Regions from separate parts of the Homo sapiens genome. Here all the other regions are linked to region 1. A link is an interaction called in ENCODE POLR2A ChIA-PET data of the cell type or tissue named here. Cell type or tissue: endothelial cell of umbilical vein. All regions are shown on one strand.

What was found. ChIA-PET counts read pairs that join two places held together with the same protein. Peaks named below come from ENCODE experiments on the same cell type or tissue, not always from the same donor. Only the 100,000 strongest peaks of a DNase experiment are listed, where the experiment ranks them.
Region 2: POLR2A ChIA-PET joins it to region 1 with 7 read pairs; 2 of 35 experiments call an interaction of 5 or more read pairs at or near these places.
Region 3: POLR2A ChIA-PET joins it to region 1 with 5 read pairs; 2 of 35 experiments call an interaction of 5 or more read pairs at or near these places.

What each region holds. Positions count from the first base shown.
Region 1 is chr7:100,791,516-100,796,515 of GRCh38, reverse strand. It overlaps ZAN (zonadhesin), which reads right to left. Exons shown (of 48, transcript NM_003386.3): 41 at 4,368-4,550; 42 at 4,037-4,111; 43 at 2,498-2,696; 44 at 2,258-2,396; 45 at 1,180-1,320. Among named protein-coding and RNA genes, the nearest start is that of EPHB4, 34 kb to the left of the region's middle. RefSeq lists an enhancer at 1,942-2,489. In endothelial cell of umbilical vein, no CTCF peak of the experiment used is centred here; a DNase peak (open chromatin) is centred at 1,945.
Region 2 is chr7:101,308,779-101,313,778 of GRCh38, reverse strand. It overlaps IFT22 (intraflagellar transport 22), which reads left to right. Exons shown (of 5, transcript NM_022777.4): 5 at 1-2,865. EMSLR (E2F1 mRNA stabilizing lncRNA) reads right to left here. Exons shown (of 2, transcript NR_110115.2): 2 at 2,440-3,295. Among named protein-coding and RNA genes, the nearest start is that of EMSLR, 3.0 kb to the right of the region's middle. RefSeq lists an enhancer at 3,974-4,801. In endothelial cell of umbilical vein, no CTCF peak of the experiment used is centred here; no DNase peak of the experiment used is centred here; H3K4me3 peaks cover 41 bases.
Region 3 is chr7:100,460,507-100,465,506 of GRCh38, reverse strand. TSC22D4-C7ORF61 (TSC22D4-C7orf61 readthrough) reads left to right here. Exons shown (of 6, transcript NM_001395846.1): 5 at 1,821-2,144. It overlaps SPACDR (sperm acrosome developmental regulator), which reads left to right and starts at 1,247. Exons shown (of 3, transcript NM_001004323.3): 1 at 1,247-1,544; 2 at 1,821-2,144. The coding sequence starts at 1,482. In endothelial cell of umbilical vein, no CTCF peak of the experiment used is centred here; a DNase peak (open chromatin) is centred at 2,206; H3K27ac peaks cover 216 bases.

The DNA of each region.
Region 1 (5,000 bases):
GAACCCGGGAGGTGGAGGTTGCAGTGAGCCGAGATCACGCCACTGCACTCCAGCCTGGGCAACAGACCAAGACTCAAAAAAAAAAAAAAAAAAAGCAGATTCCTGGGCCCACTCCAGACCTACCAAATCTGATCTTTCAGAGTGTGTCCTGGAATATACATGTACACAAGTTACCCCGTCTTCAATCTTAGGCAAGATAAAGCTGGAGAACCACTGGCCCAGAAGCCCATGGGAATTGTAGTTTGGGATAGGAAAGGACAATGGAAGGTGCTGGAGAGGCACAGAAGGACACAGGAGGAGGAAGCAGCAGGGGTGAGAGATACAGGTCACAGGAGTGGGGAGCTGGGCTTCAGAGAGAAGATTTCACAGTATATAGGTAGGAGATGGGCACAGGAACTAGTTTTTTGTTTTGTTTTTGGTTTTTGTTTTTTGTTTTTTTTGAGATGGAGTCTTGGTCGCCCAGGCTGGAGCGCAGTAGCGTGATCTTAGCTCACTGCAACCTCTGCCTCCCGGGTTCAAGCGGGTCTCGTGCCTCAGCCTCTGAGTAGCTGGGATTACAGCTGTGCACCACCATACCCAGCTAATTTTTTTTTATTTTTTTATTTTTTTTTAGATGGAGTCTTGCTCTGTCACCCAGGCTGGAGTGCAGTGGCTTGATCTTGGCTCACTGCAACCTCCACCTCCCAGGTTCAAGTGATTCTCCTGCCTCAGCCTCCCGAGTAGCTGGGACTACAGGCGCACACCACCACACCCGGCTAACTTTTTGTATTTTTAGTAGAGACGGGGTTTCACTTCGTTAGCCAGAATGGTCTCCATCTCCTGACCTCGTGATCCGCCCACCTCAGCCTCCCAAAGTGCTGGGATTACAGGCGTGAGCCACCATTCCCGGCCAGGACTGGTTTTTTGAGGATGCTTGTCCTGCGAATTTCTAGGGATTATATTATAATTCCTACTATAATAATATATGTAATATATAAATAGATAATTAATATACAAGATATATTAATATATTAATATCCATTATAGCTACAAATTGTTATGTTTATAATATATAATATCTGTAACATAATATTATAATACATATCATTCTATATGTGAATATAATACATATAGAATCATTCTGTGGTTGTCGGCCAGGAAGAGGTTGTGAGGGTACAGGGCCTTGGACGATGCCCTCACCTGGCTTTCTGGGAGGTGGCGCATCTCGAGGCTCCATACACAGGCCTCCCCCGTAACCAACTTCACACTCGCAGGTGAAGGTGGCTCCCTGCTCCCGACACTGCCCGTCATTCTGACAGGGGTTCTGCAGACACGGGCTTTCTGCAAGGACAGAGAGGGTTGTGGGAGGGGGGCCCTGGGAGGACACTCCCAGCTGAGGGAAGGCCTGGCTGGGGGCTGGGACGCCCGGGGAGAAAGCAGCGGCTGCCAGAGACTGGCCAGGGGTCAGCCAGCCTGGCTCCCAACCCTGCCTCACTAGCCCTGGGCTTTGGGGAAACTTCCTTCCTTTGAAACTCTTTCATCTCTTCCTTCCTCTCTTCCTTTCTTCCTCCTTTCCTCCCTCCTTCTCTCCTTCCCTCCTTCTCCCCTCCTCTCCCTTCCTCTCCTCTCCCCTCTCCTCCCTCCCTTCCTTTCCTCCCCTCCCCTGCCCTCCCCTCCTCCCTTCTCTTCTCTTCTTTTTTGAGACAAGATCTCACTCTGTCACCCAGGCTGGAGTGCAGTGGCACAATTATAGCTCACTGTAGCCTCAATTTCTTGGGCTTAAGTGATCTTCCCACCTCAGCTTCCAAGTAGCTGAGACTACAGGAGTGCACCACCACACTCAGCTCTTTTTTTCTTTAATTTTTAGTAGAGACGATGTCTCCCTATATTGCCCAGGCTGATCTTGAACTCCTGAGCTCAAAGCAATTCGCCCACCTCACCTCCAAAAATGCTGGGATTACAGGCATGAGTCACCCACGCCCAGCAGGAAACTGCTTAACCTCTCTGAACTCCATGTTTGTTATGTATAAATTAGGAGTGCTGTGCTAACCATCAGGGCTGAAGGAGATCATGGGAAGGAACGCTAGGGAAGGATTCGGTAGGTCATGGATGCTTAGGGATCGGGAGATCTTTGTCCTTTGTCCCTCCCTACAAAGGCAGGGACAGACATCCTGAAATCAATGTGGAAGAGTCCTGAGGACAAGGAGGGGACGATCCTTGGTCCATGGACGCCCCAGGGCATGGGGCAGCTTGGAACCGGGCAGGAGTGCAGGTTCACCTGGAAAGCAGCCTTGGGTGTGGTTCCCCAGGGTGCAGACCTCCCCCGCTCTGCAGCTGAAGGGCTCACACAGCAGGATCCGTGAGCTGGCACAGGTGCACCGCTGAGAGCAGTCCTCAGTCAGAAAGCTGCTGCCCAGCTAGAAAGGGGAAGGGCCAGGAGGAGACGTTCCAGTTCCATCCCTGGTCTGGCTCTCCTTGGCGCCTCTGCTCCCCAGGGCCTCCTGCTGCCAGCTCAGACCTGGTAGTAGATGCCATTGCTGGTGCAGCCACAGTCAGCCAGGGGAGGCTCTGGGTGCCACTGTAGGCATAGCCTGGGATGCTGGCGCAGCCTTCCACGCAGGGGCCCTCGCAGTCCCCGGGGTCTGCCAGGTTGGCACAGGATGCTGGGCAGGGTGTCATACAGCTCTGATATATGGTACCTGCTGGACACTCCATGGCTGCGGGGACAGTCATGGTCAGAAACTGGCTGGGGCTGGGCAGGCCAAACAGGGGCAAGGTCACCCGATAAAACTCAGAGTAGGCTGGGCACAGTGGCTCACACCTGAAATCCCAGCACTTTGGGAGGATGAGGCAGGTGGATCACCTGAAGTCAGGAGTTCAAGACCAGCCTGGCCAACATGGTGAAACCCCATCTCTGCTAAAAATACAAAAATGAGCCGGGCGTGGTGGCGGGCACCTGTAATACCAGCTACTCGGGAGGCTGAGACAAGAATCGCTTGAACCCAGGAGGCGGAGGTTGCAGTGAGCCGAGATCATGCCACTGCACTCCAGTCTGGGCAACAAAAAGCGAACTCTGTCTCAGACAACAACAACAAAAACAAAAACACTCAGCGTTGCATATAGGCAGGAAGCTAGAACGTGTTGCAGCTTCATCTAGGGTCTTTTTTTTATTTTTTATTTTTTTAAATTTTTTTTAGAGATGGAGTCACTCTGTTGCCCAGGCTGGAGTGCCCAGGCTGGCGTGATCACGGCTCACTGCAGCCTCCAACTCCTGGGTTCCAATGATCCTCCCACCTCAGCCTCCCTGGTGACTGGAGTTACAGGCATGCACCACCACACCCGGCCAATTTGTTAAGATTTTTATAGAGATGGGGTCTCACTGGTTCCCCAGGCCGGTCTCAAACTCTTGGATTCAATTGATCCTCCTGCCTCTGCCTCCCAAAGTGGTGGAACTACAGGTATGAGCTACCATGTCCAGCCTGTCTAGTCTTTTCTTTTTTTAATTTCTTTCTTTTTTTCGTTCTTTCTTTCTTTCTTTCTTTTTTTTTTTTTTTGAGATAGGATGTTGCTCTGTTGCCCAGGCTGGAGTGTGGTGGTGTGCGGTCATGGTTCACTGCAGCCTGGCTGGAACTCCTGGGCTCAAGCCATCCTCCAGCCTCAACCTCCCAAAGCACTGGGATTACAGGTGTGAACCACCACGCCCAGCCCATCCAGGGTCTGCAACATTAGAACATTTGAAGGAACTGGTTGAGCGAAGGTGGACCTTGGCAGGAAGGAGCGGGATGCGGGATGGGGTTGGGAGGCTCCCAGGCAGGGGCAGAGAAGGAGCCAGGCTGCCGGTTGTGCTGACTTGGACCTGGGACTAAGGCAGAAATTCGAGGGATGATGGGACTAAGACAGAAAGCCCGAGATGAGGCAATGGTGGGAAGAGCGTTCAGCAGAGGTGGACGGCAGAGGGGTCAGGGTCGGCACAGGGAGGGGCAACACCTCACCGCAGAGGGTGCGGTCCCGCCAGCCAGCCAGGGCAGCGCCCGCCTCCTGGCAGAGGATGGCGTACCCACTGAGGACCTGGCAACGCAGCTCCTCTTGCTCTCTTGGGTCCTGAGCAGAGCACAGATCCAGCACGCAGTGCCTGGTGCAGAGAGGGGGCAGGAAGGGCACAGTCAGTTTGGGGAGGGGAGGAGACCCACCCCTGCAGAAGAGAGCCTGGAACCCCAAACAGAAAGACATCAGTCGGTGTCCAGTGAGGGTCACAAGGAAATTAGGCCACAGGGAGAACGGAGGAGTGAACCACACAGAGCTTGGGTCAGGAAGCGGGCAGGAGGCCCCAGGGAAAGACCAGAGCAGGCACCTGGGCCATTCCCACAAGTCCTGGGCCCATGACTCACTCTTGGAAGGGCTCTGGGGCCACCGTCTGGTGACAGGCAGCAAAGGGGCCCTGGGGGTCTGCCAGCACCCTACAGGCCTGGGTGCTGTTGCTCGCCAGCTGCTCCGGGCTACATTCGGACACTTGGAGGCCCGTGCGGAGGCCCAGCTCCGCCCCTTGTCCCTCCTCCTCCGCTGGTATAGCCCTGCAGTAGAGACAGCCACGGGGTCAGGTGAGGCCCCAAGGAAGGTGAAGTGGGGGAAGAAGAAGAACTGATTAGCCGGGCATGGTGGTGGCTGCCTGGAGTCCCAGCTACCCGGGAGGCTGAGGCAGGAGGATGACTTGAGCCCAGGAGGTGGAAACTGCAGTGAGCCAAGATCACGCCACTGCACTCCAGCCTGGGTAACAGAGCACGACCCGGTCTCTAAAAAATATATTTTAAAAAAAGAAATAAGAACTACTGGGGCTGGGTGTGGTGGCTCACACCTGTAATCCCAGCACTTTGGGAGGCCTAGGTGGGCAGATCCCTTGAGGTCAGGAGTTCGAGACCAGTATGGCCAACATGGTGAAACCCTGTCTCTACTAAAAATACGAACATTAGCTGAGCGTGGTGGCCCATGCCTGTAGTCCCAGCTACTTGGGAGGCTGAGGCACG
Region 2 (5,000 bases), 520 kb before region 1:
CAAATGAACGTATACTTGATCCTTATTCATAGATTTTGTATTTGAGAATTTGCCTACTCACTAAAATATGTTTGTAACCCCCAAATCAATACTGTGGCACTTTCTCAGTTATTCGCAGACACACAGAGACAAAAAATTTGAAGTGCCTGGCTGGGCGTGGTGGCTCACGCCTGTAATCCCAGCACTTTGGGAGGCCGAGGCAGGCGGATCACAAGGTCCAGAGATCGAGACCATCCTGGCCAACATGGTGAAACCCCGTCTCTACTAAAAATACAAAAATTAGCTGGGCATGGTGGGGCATGCCTGTAGTCCCAGCTACTCAGAAGGGTGAGGCAGAATTGCCTGAACCCGCGAGGCGGAGACTGCAGTGAGCCGAGATCGCACCACTGCACTCCAGCCTGGTGACAGAGCAAAAAAAAAAAAATTGAAGTGCCTGGCCAGTTGCAGTGGGTCACACCTGTAATCCCAACACTTTGGGAGGCTAAGATGGGAGAACTGATGGAAGCCAGGAGTTCAAGAACAGCCTGGCCAACATGGCGAAACCCCATCTCTACTAAAAATACAAAAATTCGCCAGGCATGTTGGCACACACCTGTAATACCAGCTACTCATGTGGCTGAGGCATAAGAATTGCTTGAGCCTGGAGGCCGGGTGCAGTGGCTTACGCCTGTAATCCCAACACTTTGGGAGTCTGAGACGGGTGGAAATCCTGAGGTCAGGAGTTCAAGACCAGCCTGTCCAACATGGTGAAACCCCGTCTCTACTAAAAATACAAAAATTAGCTGGGCGTGGTAGCACGTGCCTGTAATCCCAGCTACCTGGGAAGCTGAGGCAGGAGAATCGCTTGAACCTGGGAGGCGGAGGTTGCAGTAAGCCGAGATTGTGCCATTGCACTCCAGCCTGGGCAACAAGAGCAAAACTCCATCTCAAAAAAAAGAAAAAAGTGCCGAGTGGAGTGGCTCACACCTGTAATCCCAGCACTTTGGGAGGCCAAGGCAGGTAAATCACAAGGTCAGGAGTTCGAGACCAGCCTGTCCAACATGGTGAAACCCCGACTCTACTAAAAACACAAAAAATTAGCTGGGCCTGGTGGCGGGTACCTGTAATCCCAGCTACTCAGGAAGCTGAGGGAGGAGAATCACTTGAACCCAGGAGGCAGAGGTTGCAGTGAGCCAAGATCGCGCCACTGCTCTCCAGCCTCGGCAACATAGCGAGACTCCGTCACAAAAAAAAAAAAAAAAAAAACAACTCTCTCCAAAACATTATATTTATTTAGATGACCTTGATATGGACACTATATCCAGTTGGAAAGTGGAGTACAGACACAATTTTTTGTTTTTTGTTTTTTTGAGACACGGTGTCACTCTGTCATCCCGGCTGGAGTGCAGTGGCATGACCACAGCTCACAGCAGCCTCAATCTCCTGGGCTCCACTGATCTCGCCAGCTCAGCCTCTGAGTAGTTGAGACTAGAGATACACACACCAGTAATGGTCCAGCCCACTAATTAGTGCACGCCTGGCTAATTTTTGTACTTTTTGTAGAGATGGGGTTTTGCCATGTTGCCCCAGCTGATCTCGAACTCCTGTCCTTGAGTGATCCGCCCGTCTCAGCCTCCCAAAGTGGTGGGATTACAGGCATGAGTCATTGTGCCCAGCCCATACACAACCTCTAAAAAATTTTTCATAACACCAAATTGGTAAACATGTTCAAAAGATTTAATGTACAGAATCACTAGATACGGTGAGTTTACGGTTTATTGTAGAAGCAAGTTTGTTTTAATCATCTTAGGAGATTTTTTTGTGTTGTTTTGTTTTTTTGAGAGTCTCACTGCAATCTCCACCCTCCGGGTTCAACTGATTCTCCTCCCTCAGCCTCCCAAGCAGCTGGGATTACAGGTGCCTGCCACTGCACCCGGCTAATTTTTGTATTTTTAGTAGAGACGGTTTCACCATCTTGGCCAGGCTGGTCTTGAACTCCTGACCTTGTGGTCTACCCGCCTCAGCCTCCCAAAGTGCTGGGATTACAGGTGTGAGCCACTGCACCCAGCCATGGAGTTATTTTTCATTCATAATTGTTATGTTTGTAATTTTTTAACATAGCCAATAAGAAAATACACTAAGTAGATGAAATGGTAGATGTAGCTCTTTTCAGCTGAGAGTGGGAGAAAAAGTTGAGGCACCTAAGGGAGATGAATAAAAATGCTAGGGTGTCTGTCACTTTCACAGTGAGGAGGGCTGACATGTAGCTGTGTGAGCAGTCTACTGGAGAGAGTGGCTTTTCTAGACCATGACAATTCCCTGGCAATTTAGTTTGAACCACATTCACCTGTTAGGATTACCATGCGTATTATTAATGTCAACTGAACTAAATCATCTTTCCATGACAGCTGCCTAACAAGAATCCATCTCACAAAATTGACCACCTCAAAAGGAAATTATTTTCATTTCACCTTTAATGATTATTCAAGACCCCAGTATAACAACCCAAGGCCAGGCGCAGTGGCTCACGCCTGTAATCCCAGCACTTTGGGAGGCCGAGGCGGGTGGATTACGAGGTTAAGAGATCGAGACCATCCTGGCTAACAGTGAAACCCCACCTCTACTAAAAATACAAAAAATAAGCCGGGTGTGGTGGCGGGCACCTGTAGTCCCAGCTACTCAGGAGGCTGAGGCAGGAGAATGGCGTGAACCTGGGAGGCGGAGCTTGCAGTGAGCCGAGGTCCCGCCACTGCACTCCAGCCTGGGCGACAGAGCGAGACTCCATCTCAAAAAAAAAAAAAAAAAAAAAATTAACCCAGCAGATTTTGTTCACCTGAATGGCCAGAGTACAACCCATTAAATATTTGAATTGAGTAAAAGCCTTCAGATTTTAAGTTTTGAGAGTTTTTTTTCTGCTTGATCTAGTCTATCATTGAAGCTTTCGAGTATACTTTGTATTTCATCCAGTGATTTCTTCAGTTCCACATTTGCCATGTGCTCTGGAAAACTCTGTATCTGGTTGGTAAATACCTCAACCATATCCAGAATTGCTGTTGACATTTCCTTACTTTCTTTTTCAGAAGTCTCTTGAATCCCTCTAATCTTGGTTAAAATCAGTTTCCACAATTCTCTATATGACATTTCTTGAATTTCTTTTGGATGGGGATCTGTTGCTGGAGAATTACTGGGTTCCTTTGGAGGCGTCCCACTTCCTTGCTTTTTCACGTTTCCCGTGTCCTTCCATTGAGATCTGCACATCCTGTGTAAATTGCTTCTTCCAAGTTTGTGAATTTGCTTTGTAGGGGAGGACTTCTTCCTAAAAATGTAGATAGGGTGTTGGTTAGGTGGGGCACTTTGGCTTTGATTGGGGTAGTACTGTAGGCTCTGTATGATTTCTTGGGTGGCTTAGGGTGTGGTTATTAGTGGAGGGTGTGGTTGCTGGGGACTAAGAGGCTAAGGTGGGCCAGTCTTTGAGCCCAGGAGCGGTGTAGGCTGGCTCTGGCATTAATGGGTTCAGGGGAGCAATTTGGAGTCCTCTAGGTGCTCTGCTCGAATCCTGGTAGTGGCAGCCCCTGTGGGCGGCAAGCTACCCAGGCGCCGAGGCAAGAGACCGAGGACACGAGCTGTTCCAGTACAATAAAATATAAAACAAGAATAGTTATACCAGATATAGATCTTAGAGATGATTATATATGAATATCATTAATCATTAGTTGGTAGTAATTAATTTATCCCAATATTATAATAATCCTTGCTCTAAAATCATAACCTAGGAAAAACCAGGCCATACAGAGATAGGAGCTGAGGGGACATAGTGAGGTGTGACCAGAAGACAAGAGTGCGAGCCTTCTGTTATGCCCAGACAGGGCCACCAGAAGGGCTCCTTGGGCTAGCGGTAACGCCAGCTTCTGGGAAGACGCCCCTTGCCGAGCGGACGGTAGTCTAGTGGTAGCCTCAGTGTCAAGGAAAAACACAGGCTACTTAGCAGACCGGGAAAGGGAGTCTCCCTTTCCCCGGGGGAGTTTAGAGAAGACTCTGCTCCTCCACCTCTTGTTGGAGGGCCTGACATTAGTCAGGCTTGCCCGCAGTTATCTGGAGGCCTCACCATCTCCCTGTGATGCTGTGCTTCAGTGGTCACGCTCGTAGTCCGCCTTCATGTTCCATCCTGTACACCTGGCTCTGCCTTCTAGATAGCAGTAGTAAATTAGTGAAAATACTAAAAGTCTCTGATATGCAAAAATAATGGCGTAAGCTGTCTTTCTCTTTGTCTCTCTCTCTCGCTGCCTTGGCTGCCAGGCAGGGAAGGGCCCCCTGTCCAGTGGACACGTGACCCACGTGACCTTACCTATCATTGGAGATGACTCACACTCTTTACCCTGCCCCTTTTGCTTTGTATCCAAAATATAACAGCGCAGCCAGACATTCGGGGCCACTGCCGGTCTCCGCGCATTGGTGGTAGTGGTGCCCCGGGCCCAGCTGTCTTTTCTTTTATCCCTTTGTCTTGTGTCTTTATTTCTACACTCTCTCGTCGCCGCACACAGGGAGAAGCCCCCCGACCCTGTGGGGCTGGTCCCTGCAAGCCCCAGCTAAGCTCGTGGTTGATCCCAGGCCCTGGAGCAGTGAGTGTGATGTGGATGAGGACAGTTGCAGTTGGGTGGTATCCCACAGGCTGGGTCCCTGACCCCAGACCCCGGGGAGGAGTGTTCAGCCGCCAACGGTGGCGGAAAGGGCAGAACAGCCACCAATCCCCAGGCCCCTGGCCCTCCTGCTCAAGGTCCTCAGGGGACGGAGCCGCCAGTGGACTGTCCTCAGGCCCCCGGGGTTTGGGCTCTGGTTGTGACAGACAGGGAAGGGCTGGGCCCCAGGCGGCGGACGGAAAGCTCAGGCGGGGCAGGGCGGGCGCGCAGTTGGCTCGTGTCTGGGTCCCGCGGCAGCGGCGGGATTATTTGTCCTTTGGGACTCCTGAGAGCGCCTGGCCTCCCCTCTCCCTCCCTGGCCCTCAGCTGGCGGCGGCGGTAACC
Region 3 (5,000 bases), 330 kb after region 1:
GCATGTGGCACTATGCCCAGCTAGAGTCGAAGTTTCGCTCTTGTCACCCAGTCTGGAATGCAGTGGTGAGATCTCAGCTTACTGCAACCTCCACCTCTCAGGTTCAAGCGATTTCCATGCCTCAGCCTCCTGAGTAGCTGGAACTACACGTGTGCACCACCACACCCAGCTAATTTTTTTTTTTTTTCGTATTTTTAGTAGAGAAGGGGTTTCACCACTTTGGTCAGGCTGGTCTCAAACTCCTGAACTCAAGTAATCTGCCTACCTCAGCCTCCCAAAGTGCTGGGATTACAGGCATGAGCCACTGCGCCTAGCCTAAATTTTTTGGTAGAGACCATCTCGCTATATGGCCCAGGCTGATCTCAAACTGCTGGCTTCAAGTAATCCTCCCACCTTGGCGTCCCAAAGTTCTGGGATTACAGGTGTGAGCTACCACACCTGGCTCTCTTAAGTTTTTTCCTTCCTTGCTTCCTTCCTTCCTTCCTTCCCTCCTTCCTTTTTTGTCTTTCTTTTTTGTTTTTTTCTTTCCTTCTTTTCTTTCTTTTGTTCTTTTCCTTCTTTCTTCTTTCTCTCTCTCTCTCTCTTTCTTTCTCTCCTCTCTGTCTCTCTCTCTTCCTTCCTCCCTCCTCTCCCTTCCTTCCTTCCTTCCTTTTTTTTTTTTTTTTTTTTGAGACAGGGTCTCATTCTGTTGCCCAGGCTGGAGTGCAGTGGCACAATCATGGCTCACTGCAGCCTCCACCTCCTGGGCGCAAGCAATCCTCCTGCCTCAGCCTCCTGAGTAGCTGGGACTGCAGGCACACACCACCACTCCCAACTGATTTAAACTCTTTTTTTGAAAAATTTAAACATAGTGAGTTGGGGGGAGTCTCACTATGTTGCCCAGGCTGGTCTTCAACTCCTGGCCTCAAGTGATCCTCCTGCCTCAGCCACCCAAAACACTGGGATTACAGGCATGAGCCACCATGCCCGGCCCCCTTCAGCTTTCCTGAATTTCAGATTCCTCTTTGATGAAGTGGCACTAACAATAATACCTATCTTGAAGGGCTGCTGTGAAGGACTGCAGGACGTGATGCAGGAACAGTGCTTATTAGTTTGTTACGTGTTAGTTTATTTTCCCTGGATCTGAGCGAAGAAGAGCCAGGGTGGAAGAGATGGACTCTGTGGGTCTGGGCAGGGCCTCGGGGGTTGGGGTCGGGGCCAGGCAGCCTCACAATGGTCTAGAACTCTCCCTCACTGTAGGTTCTCACCTACTTCGACTCCTCTCCCTGTCCCAGGGAGGGGAGAAAAGGTCTGGGATTCATTGCCAGGAGGGGCTTCCCCCAGGATTTCCTACTTCTTTCTTTACTGCTGTGCTTGAAGCTCACAGGAGACCCCTCAAGAGGTGGTCACCGGCCCACAGCCCACCCCATCCCCCACCCGCCACCCCCACCGTACCAAATGCTAGCTCTGCCCTTTCTTCTGTGTTTTTCCCATCAAGAGAGATGGTTGTGGTCATGAAGTTCTTCCGATGGGTTAGACGGGCTTGGCAAAGGATTATTTCCTGGGTGAGTTTCTGAGACCACTCTGTCCTCATGATGCGCTGGGATGAGGGCATGGGTCGCAGCAGCCCCTTACTGCGTGGGTTCCCTCCCTTCCTGGCCTGTGGCCAAACAAGATGGAGTGGGGAGGAAGGAAAGGACAGCTGGGGAGGGGCTGGAGGAGAAGGAAGAGAGGCCAGGAAACTCACTGCTCCATCCCTTTTGTGCCTTCTTTTCTGTGGATGGTGTTGTCTCTGCCCTGCCCCTCTCTCCTGTCTCTCCTCTCTGTGTCTTGGTTCTCAGGTTTTCTTCTGGAGGCAAAAAATTAAACCAACCATCTCAGGACACCCTGACTCCAAGAAACACTCATTGAAGAAGATGGAGAAGACTCTCCAGGTGGTTGAGACTTTGAGGTTGGTCGAGCTCCCAAAAGAGGCTAAGCCCAAGTTGGGTGAGTCCCCCGAGCTGGCAGATCCCTGCGTGTTGGCCAAGACTACAGAGGAGACCGAGGTGGAGCTGGGCCAACAGGGCCAATCCCTACTGCAGCTGCCGAGGACGGCCGTCAAGTCTGTCTCCACGCTCATGGTCTCTGCCCTGCAGAGCGGCTGGCAGATGTGCAGCTGGAAGGTCAGCACCATCCTAACACCCCCTCCCTCTTTCCCCAGCCCCCAGTGACTCACCCCTCCCTCTGATTACTTGTTCAACAATTGTTTCCTGGCCTGGTGCAGTGACTCACGCCTGTAATCCCAGCACTTTGGGAGGCTGAGATGGGAGGATCACTTGAGCTCAGGAATTCGAGACCAGCCTGGGCAACATAGCAAGACCCTGTCTCTTAAAATATCTTTTTCTTTTTCTTTTTCTTCCTTTCTTTTTTTTTTTTCTCCCTGAGACAGAGTCTCCCTCTGTCGCCCAGGCTGGAGTGCAGTAGCGTGATCTCGGCTCACTGCAACCTCCACCTCCCCGGTTTAAGCTATTCTCCTGGCTCAGCCTCCCGAGTAGCTGGGGACTACAGACTCCCACGCCTGGCTAATTTTTGCATTTTTAGTAGAGACAGGGTTTCACCACGAGGCCAAGCTGGTCTCGAACTCCTGGCCTCAAGTGATCCACCTGCCTCAGCCTCCCAAAGTGCTGGGATTACAGGCATGAGCCACCATGCCCGGCAAATGTTTTCTTTCTTAGCCAGGCATGGTGGCTCATGCCTATAGTCCCAGCACTTTGGGAGGCTGAGGCAGGAGGATCACTTGAGGCCAGGAGTTCAAGGCCAGCCTGGGCAACAAAGTGAGACCCCATTTCTACAAAAAAGTTAAAAATTAGCCAGGCTTAGTGGTGCCTGTATTTCCAGCTACTTGGGAGGCTGAGGCAGGAGGAACACATGAGCCCAGGAGTTCAAGGCTGTAATGAGCTATGATTGTGCCACTGCACTCCAGCCTGGGCAATAGAGCGAGACTCTGTCTCTTAAAAATATATATATATTTCTGGCCGGGCACGGTGGCTTACGCCTGTAATCCCAGCACTTTGGGAGGCCGAGGCAGGCTGATCACGAGGTCAGGAGATTGAGACCATACTGGCTAACATGGTGAAACCCCGTCTCTACTAAAAATACAAAAAATTAGCCAGGCAAGGTGGCAGGTGGCTGTAGTCCCAGCTACTCAGGAGGCTGAGGCAGGAGAATGGCATGAACCCGGGAGGCGGAGCTTGCAGTGAGCCGAGATAGCACCACTGCACTCCAGCCTGGGCGACAGAGCGAGACTCCATCTCAAAAAAAATAAATAATAAAAATAAAAAATATTTCCTATGCGTCCACCAAATGCCATGTACTAAAGATACAACAATGAACAAGACTTGCAGACTTGCAGGGCTACAGATGAGACAATAGGCATTGCTAGTTCAGTATCCACACATTGTTGAGTGTGACGTTGTCAAGCGGGCTGTAGGACCCCAGGAGAGAGGCATGTTATCCAAACCTAAGGAGTCAGGTGAGGCCTTTTTTTTTTTTTTTTTTTGAGACGGAGTCTGTCGCCCAGGTTGGAGTGCAGTGGCGGGATCTCGGTTCGCTGCAAGCTCCGCCTCCTGGGTTCACACCGTTCTCCTGCCTCAGCCTCCTGAGTAGCTCGGACTACAGGCACCCGCCACCACGCCCAGCTAAATTTTTTTTTGTATTTTTAGTAGAGGCAGGGTTTCACTGTGTTAACCAGGATGGTCTTGATCTCCTGACCTCGTGATCTGTCCGCCTCGGCCTCCCAAAGTGCTGGGATTACAGGTGTGAGCCACTGCGCCCGGCCAGGCAAGGCCTTCTTAACAGAAGTGAGGGTAAAGCTGAGGCCTGAAGGTGTTAGCTTGGCTTGAAAGGGTTGTTAGGGGAAGGTGGAGGGAGTGGGAGGGGTGTCCAGGGAGTAAGAATGGCAAATGTGTGGCCAGGCACAGTGGATCATGCCTGTAATCCCAACACTTTGGGAGGCCAAGGCAGGAGGATCATTTGAGCTCAGGAGTTCGAGACCAGCCTGGGCAACATGGTGAAACCCTCTCTCTACAAAAAATACAAAAATAAGCCAGGAATCGGTGGCTCACAGCTGTAGTCCCAGCTATTCGGGAGGCTGAAGTGGGAAGTCTGCTGGAGTCTGGGAAGCGGAGGCTGCAGTGAGCCGAGATCGTGCCACTGAGGCAGGTGGATCACCTGAAGTTAGGACCAGCCTGGCCGACATGGTGAAACCCTGTCTCTACTAAAAACAAAAACAAAAATCAGTGGGGTGTGGTGGTGCACCGCTGTAATCCCAGATACTTGGGAGGCTGAGGCAGGAGAATCGCTTGATCCTGGGAAGCAGTGGTTGCAATGACCCGAGATTCTGCCACTGCACTCCAGCCTGGGCAATACAGTGAGAGTCTGTCTCAAACAAACAGAAAAGAATAGCAGATGAGTGCAGAGCTGTCCCAAGGTGTGTGGGTTGGAGTGGAACGATCCTGAAGCCTAAAGTCAGCTGGTAGAAGGCAGGGTTGCCAAGTTGTGAGCTTTGGATTGGACCCTTAGAGCAATGGGAGCCCTTGAAGACATTTGAGCAGAGGAGTGACATGATCAAATGTTGATTTTGAAAGCTCACCTGCACTCATATTTGGGTAGGATTGTAAGCTTGTTCAGCCCAGCCTGGGCAACACAGGGAGACCCCATCTCTACAAAAGTAAAAAAATTAGCCAGGCATGATGCATGCCTGTAGTCCCAGCTACTTGGGAGGCTAAGGTGAGAGGACCACTGGGAGGTCAAGGCCACAGTGAGCTATATTTGTGCCACTGCACTCCAACCTGGGTGGCAGTGAGACACTCTCAAAAAAAAAAAAGGAAAATAGATAGCACAGCAACTCTGGAAAACAGGATGGTCATTTCTCTCTCTCTCTCTCTTTTTTTTTTTATGATGGAGTCTCACTCTCTCACATAGGCTGGAGTGCAGTGGCATGATCTTGTTCACTGCAACCTCTGCCTGCCAGGTTCAAG